Linked DNA regions of Mus musculus: region 1 is linked to region 2. The links are chromatin loops, found by intact Hi-C in ENCODE. Cell type or tissue: heart. All regions are shown on one strand. Each heading gives the region's core, and the rest is flanking DNA. Links, peaks and the distances in the headings are about the cores only.

Region 1 (2,911 bases), core at 131-2,630, 74 kb after region 2:
GCCGAATAAATATTTGCTAAATGAATACATGGCTTCTGTAAGCCAGTGATGAAATGGAAAGTTTCACAGAGGTTTCTAAGATGGTAATTGAAGGCTAATAAATAAATGGGAAATGGCAGTTTTTTATTTTATCCTGTGACAGCCTAATAATAGTGCCTTTGTTGATCCATTAACAAATATTTTTGCATGACTAGACCTCAGAAGACCTCAGACTGATCCCTGGGCACAGGCACAGAACAGTTCCTGGCCCTATGTCATTGGATGCAAATAAGAAACTTAGTCTAAGCTCAAAAGAGTAACTGTAAAAATCTAGGAACTGTGTGTCAAAGGACTCTTGAGGAGAAACGTGGGGAGCTTTCAGAAATCAAGGGGAACTCCCCTATCCTTCCTCTCCCTTCCCTCCCTCTCTTCCCTCCCCCTCCCTCCTCCTCCCCTATCCTCCCTCTCCCCCATCTCTCCTCCCCTCATTTATTTCTCTGTAGCTAAGCTTCTTTTTCCTATACTGCATAGTAGAAGATGGCCACCTATGAGCTTTAAGTCTGCATAGTGTGTTCTGATCCACACTCATGGAAGAATCTGGCTGACCCAGTCTGTCTGGAGAGGCTATAGCAGAATTCTACCCTGGGTAATTTAAAAGGCATAGAAAATCGTAATTCATAATGGCACACAACTGTAACTCCCATTCTTGGGAGACTTAGGAGACCTCCAGGTGGAGGCCAATGTAGGTTCTCGAGCAAACTGCTTCAAAACATTTTTTATTAGCTCAAATTTCTGGAGAGTGGGGAAATCTAAGATTAAGACAACAGAGCTGGAGAGATGGCTCAGCAGTTAAGAGCACTGGCTGCTCTTCCAGAGGTCATGAGTTCAATTCCCAGCAACCACATGGTGGCTCACAACCATCTATAGGGGAATATGATGCCCTCTTCAGGCAGGCGGATGTATATGCAACAGAGCACTCATACATTAAATAAATAAAGTTAAAAAAAAAAAAAATGACAGCAGTGTGTGGCCAAGCCCTCCTTGCTGAAGCGATCACATGGCAGCGAGGCAAAAGAGAAAAAGGCAGACTGGCCTCCCAGGGTGGACGTGTTAATCCTTTCATTAGAACAGGCACCAGTTAATGGCTTTGCCTCTTAACTACTTTTCACAATGGCAACTAAATCTCAACAGGAGCTGGAAGTGCACGTTGAAACCAGCGCGGGGCGTACTTCAAGTCCCCACTTGAGGCCGTTCAAAGGCTTTTAGGAGAAGGAAATCATGGGGCATCTTAAGGGTACCGGAAAAGCAGTTCTAGGAGGCTGCCCCCAGGAGGTTGAAGGAAATATGACAGCATCTAGCAGTTCCTGCAGGTGCTCACACATCACAGCCATGACCCTGACCACGAACTGAACCACAGTCATCTGTTTTCCTTTAAGGATTTCATAAGTGCATATACTTTGTTTCAATCAAATCAACCCCCTAGTCCATTCCGTCTAACTCCTCCCCTATACCCGCCATCATTTTTGTCTCCCAACTTCCTATGCTGTACTAAATAAAACCCATTGCGACCTCTTAGTGCGTCCTTAGTGCGTCACGCAACATGTGCTTGCGTGTTGGATCGTCTGCTGAAGCATGGTTAGTCTCTCAGGGGCAACGCCTTCGAAGAAAACGGATCCCAATGGCCCATCAGCTATCCGATGCCAGCAATGTCTCAGCTACCGGTAGAGCTTCATGCGTGTCTGCCCAACCATTGTAGAGAAATAAACCTTTCACAGCAAACACCGAAAGCGCCTGAAAAGTGAACAGGTAGGCAGCCAGGACTGAAGCCGGAAGCTGAAGAAATAGCCCAGCTGAGCGTTCTGGGTGTGTTTGTCTTTTCCAGCTTCTCGACTTAGGCCAAAGGCAGATCAGACTCGGAAGCAGCGTATTCCAGACCATCAAGCAAGCTCCAGAAATCACCTTTGCGAACCAACAGGCCCGGAAAAGTAGCCTCTGCACCAGGAATGCCAATAGAAACGGCTGCCTTTCTTGCCACTCTTTCCTGCCTGCAAGCTCCTGATGCTGCAGGCACTCTTCCACCGCTCCCAAAGAAAGCTTGCCCTGGGACCAGAGAGAGTCAGAGGGAGGGTGATGGCTTTCAAACCGTTCAAGACAACCTAAGGCTTCTTTGTCGTCTCTCTAAGAACTTTACTCCAAACCAACCATAGTTACACAAAACAGCACCAGACCTCAGAAGAATCAGGAAAGGGAGGGTCCTGGGAGCTGAAGAATGCCAGGAAGTGACCAGGAAGCTTGCTGGAAACGGGTTCTTTTCACTCTGTAGAGGTCCCTACATAATTCCTAGACTTAGTTCCAGGCTGCACAAATGCAGAATAGATCCAAGGTCGCAGACTCAGCTACCAAGTCCCAGAGTAAATGCCACGCAGGAAACACAGAACACAGAAGGTAGTAACTACCCGGTCTCAAAGCAGGAATTCACAAAGGATCCACACCCATGGAGGATGAGACACTGTGTGTAATCTGAGCCTAAGCCAGTTAACTCTGCTCACACAAATATGCACATTTACTTGAGGATTTTAAGAGAAGCCAGGGTCTTGCTTCACAATACCCAAATGTGCTAGTTCCAACACAAAATCCCAAGCCACCATGGCAGATGAAGGCCAACCTGGGAGACACAAGGAGACCTCCCTGTAAAGAAACAAAACATCATCTAATCCACTAAGAACCTGAGAAATCGTCCCAATATTCAGGAGAGAGAGGGGGGATGGGGGGTGGGGGGGGTAGGACGAAGGGATGGAGGGACAGAGTTTGGTTTCTTGTTGCTGTGATAAAGACCATGATCCAAAAGCAAGTAGGGGAGGAAAGGGCTTATTTCAGCTCGCCAGCCCGTCTTGATCAGAGTTGCTAGGGGAGGGCAGTCTGGGAAGGAACT
Region 2 (2,911 bases), core at 144-2,643:
TCCAATGCAGGAGTGCTGCCCTGGGCGAGGCTGCAGGGCTCCTCTTTGCCTGCTCCCTCCCTTTCCCAAATGGACAGCCCAGAATAAGACATTCATTGTGAAGATGAAAAGAAAAGCAGCCACATGCCTCTAGCAGGAAGCCTCCCTCATCTGGGGGATTGATTGATTCCTCACACTATCATTAGCCTCCTCCAGCTCAGGCCCTGGGCCAGCAGCCTCCAGCCCTACAGCAAGCAGCATTTGTCAGAGCTGGCAGGCTGCCTCCTTCCCTCTCCCATCTGGAACAAACTCTGATATACTTGGTTCCCAAGGGGCTCAGACAAGCAAGGCTCCAAGCCTGGCTCCCCAGCATAGTTCACATGGAGAGCCACACCACACTTCCTCTTCCATTTCTGCTTGACTCTCCCTCCGAAGGTCGTAATTGACAGGTAGGAAAAAAGGACTCTTTCATGAGCCGAGCACAGCTGCAAGGTGGTGCTTGCCCCAGACGGCTACGGCTCCCTCTACCTGCTCTCCCGGCCTCCCCTGCAGGGCTGCTGTGCATGTGTCGAGGCCAAGCGTGGCCTATGACCACCAGGGTTGCTGAGCTCATTCCAGGAGACGCCCCAGTGCTCAGTCATGTGCTGGGCTTGAAGCTGTGCACAATACTAACCATCCAAGAAACCGCATTCTAACAAATAACTACGGTTCAAGAGATGAAAGAAATCCTCTTTTCTCTGTCAGCTTCAGGGCCTCATTTGGGCAAGGCTAAGGCTGTCTACCACTGAGCATGGTGACATAGGCCTGGCTCTCATAAGCTGAAAGATCGGTGGATTCAGACAGGTGGAGCCCTTCAACACTACGGGGTGCACTAGGTATTTACAGTAGTGTGGCCATGCCTACACATGTGGGCACACATTCCCCTATGCTAAGGCTTTTGAGCCTCCAGGCCATGCCAGGGCCCTCTCTATTCTTCCTAAAGTAGAAGGAAGATACTCCAGGCCACATTAAAACAGCCTGAGAGCTAGATGCCCTTCCTCCTGAATATAGTTTGTCCTCATAGGTACCCATACAGAATGAAGACTGCTACCACACATCCTGCCAACCCTATCCTGCCTGTCTCTTTCCCGACCACCAGCCTTTCCCAGATATGGAAGGGGAACTGCTTGCCTGGCAGTTCTCACATTCCTCCTTGTAGTACACACGTCTGGACACCCTCCTCCACCCTCGCTGAGCTGTTGACAGCCATCCAGACCAACTCCCTAGCCCAGGCATTCCCCAGCAAGCTGGAAGACAGGAGAAAGACTCCCTCACCAGGCCAGGCAACACAGGTGCCTGCCAAGCCCTCTCTGCCGCCTCCCACTGAAAGCCAGGGCTGCTTATCTGAATCAGGATGCAGAGTGTTGTGCCTCTTGACCAAGTCACTTATTTCAACACTTCAGGGACCCAGTCTGTGGCTAGGAGCACTCAGACACCTACCTGTGGGTGCTTCAGCCGTTGTACACCTTCGGGAAGGCAAAGCCTGTGTCCACAGTAGCAAACCCTCTATGTGGCTCTTCTATCTTTATGCATCCTGTAATATCTGTAGCCTAATTTAAACTTTAAAAACTCATGACACGCTGGGCGGTGGTGGCGCATGCCTTTAATCCCAGCACTTGGGAGGCAGGCGGATTTCTGAGTTTGAGGCCAGCCTGGTTTACAAAGTGAGTTCCAGGACAGAACTCAAGAGAAACCCTGTCTCAAAAAAAAAAAAAAAAAAAACAAAACAAAAAACAAAAAACAAAAAAAAAAAAAACAAAAACAAAAAACAAAAAAACAAAACAAAAAACCTTTTAATGAGAAGGAAATTAGGGTGTCATTACGTATGCTGGGATCATATAGCAGCGAGATACTAGAGAGTCTGGACAATAGATTGTTGTCAAATCTAAAACTTTAGCTACAAAATTTACAACCTGAGGTGATTCAGACAAGAAAGGTCTCCATATCTCATAATTTAAATGCTTACATTTAAAGGGAATAGAATTGTTTGGGAAGGATTAGGGGCTATGGCCTTGTTGGAGAAGGTGTGTCACTGGGGGTGGGCTTTGAGGTTTCAAGAGACCATGCCAGGTCTAGTCTGTCTGTGTCTGTCTCTCTGTCTGTGTTTCTGTCTTTGTCTCTCTGTGTCTGTCTCTCTGTCTCTGTCTCTGTCTCTCTCCTGATGCCTGTGAACCAGAATAGAAAACTCTTAGCTAAGGCACCAGTGCCATACCTGTCTGCTTCCCACTGTGACAATCAGGGACTAACTCTTTAAAACTGTAAGCAAGCCACCAATCAAATGCTTTCTTTAGAAGAGTTTGCCATGGTCATGATGTCTCTTCACAGTAGTGTAACAGTAACTAAGACACCATAAGCTAAAGTATAGTTTCTTTGACAGGTAAATAGAAGTATGTAAGTACATGTATAGGAAGCTCATTGATAAAATGCTGCCTGTGGCTCTTGCTCCCTTACTCTCTTGCCCTCTTCCCTCATCACCCCTTCTCCCCCCACCCCCTCCATGTGTTTATGGCCAGCCTCCCCTCCCCTCCCCTCCCATCTCTTCTCCTCTTACCCTCTCCTTCTTCCCCGCCCCCTCCCTCACTTTCTCTGTCCCTACTACCCTCTCAACTCCCTTCCCCATGCCCTAAATAAACTATTTCATGCTTAAAAAAATTGCAATCTGTGAAAAGCATATCTCACATTTGCCTTTTGTAAAGTTTGTTTCAGTAAGGTAGCTAATCAGGTGTCCCTATGGCCCACAAGTCATAGCACAAGAGGAAACCACAGGCTTTGGAATTCAGAGAGCCCACAGGGTTTAAGGCACAACTTTACACTGAATTACTTTAGGTAAACCACTTTGAATACCGTGCCTTCATCAGTGCAGGAAAAACAACTGTGTTACATGGGGCTGCTG

The links. A loop is a pair of places that touch in the nucleus more often than their neighbours do. Peaks named below come from ENCODE experiments on the same cell type or tissue, not always from the same donor. Only the 100,000 strongest peaks of a DNase experiment are listed, where the experiment ranks them.
Region 1: it touches region 2 in a loop (3-fold over the local background); 2 of 42 quality-filtered maps call a loop at or near these places.

Annotation. Positions count from the first base shown.
Region 1 is chr16:23,164,052-23,166,962 of GRCm38, reverse strand. No RefSeq gene overlaps it. Among named protein-coding and RNA genes, the nearest start is that of C730014E05Rik, 9.8 kb to the left of the region's middle. In heart, for the core only: a CTCF peak has its summit at 1,293 (motif pointing left); a DNase peak (open chromatin) is centred at 2,332.
Region 2 is chr16:23,238,165-23,241,075 of GRCm38, reverse strand. All of the region lies in intron 1 of St6gal1 (beta galactoside alpha 2,6 sialyltransferase 1), which reads right to left. Among named protein-coding and RNA genes, the nearest start is that of BC106179, 14 kb to the right of the region's middle. In heart, for the core only: CTCF peaks have their summits at 522 and 1,326; DNase peaks (open chromatin) are centred at 265 and 1,265; H3K27ac peaks cover 1,166 bases.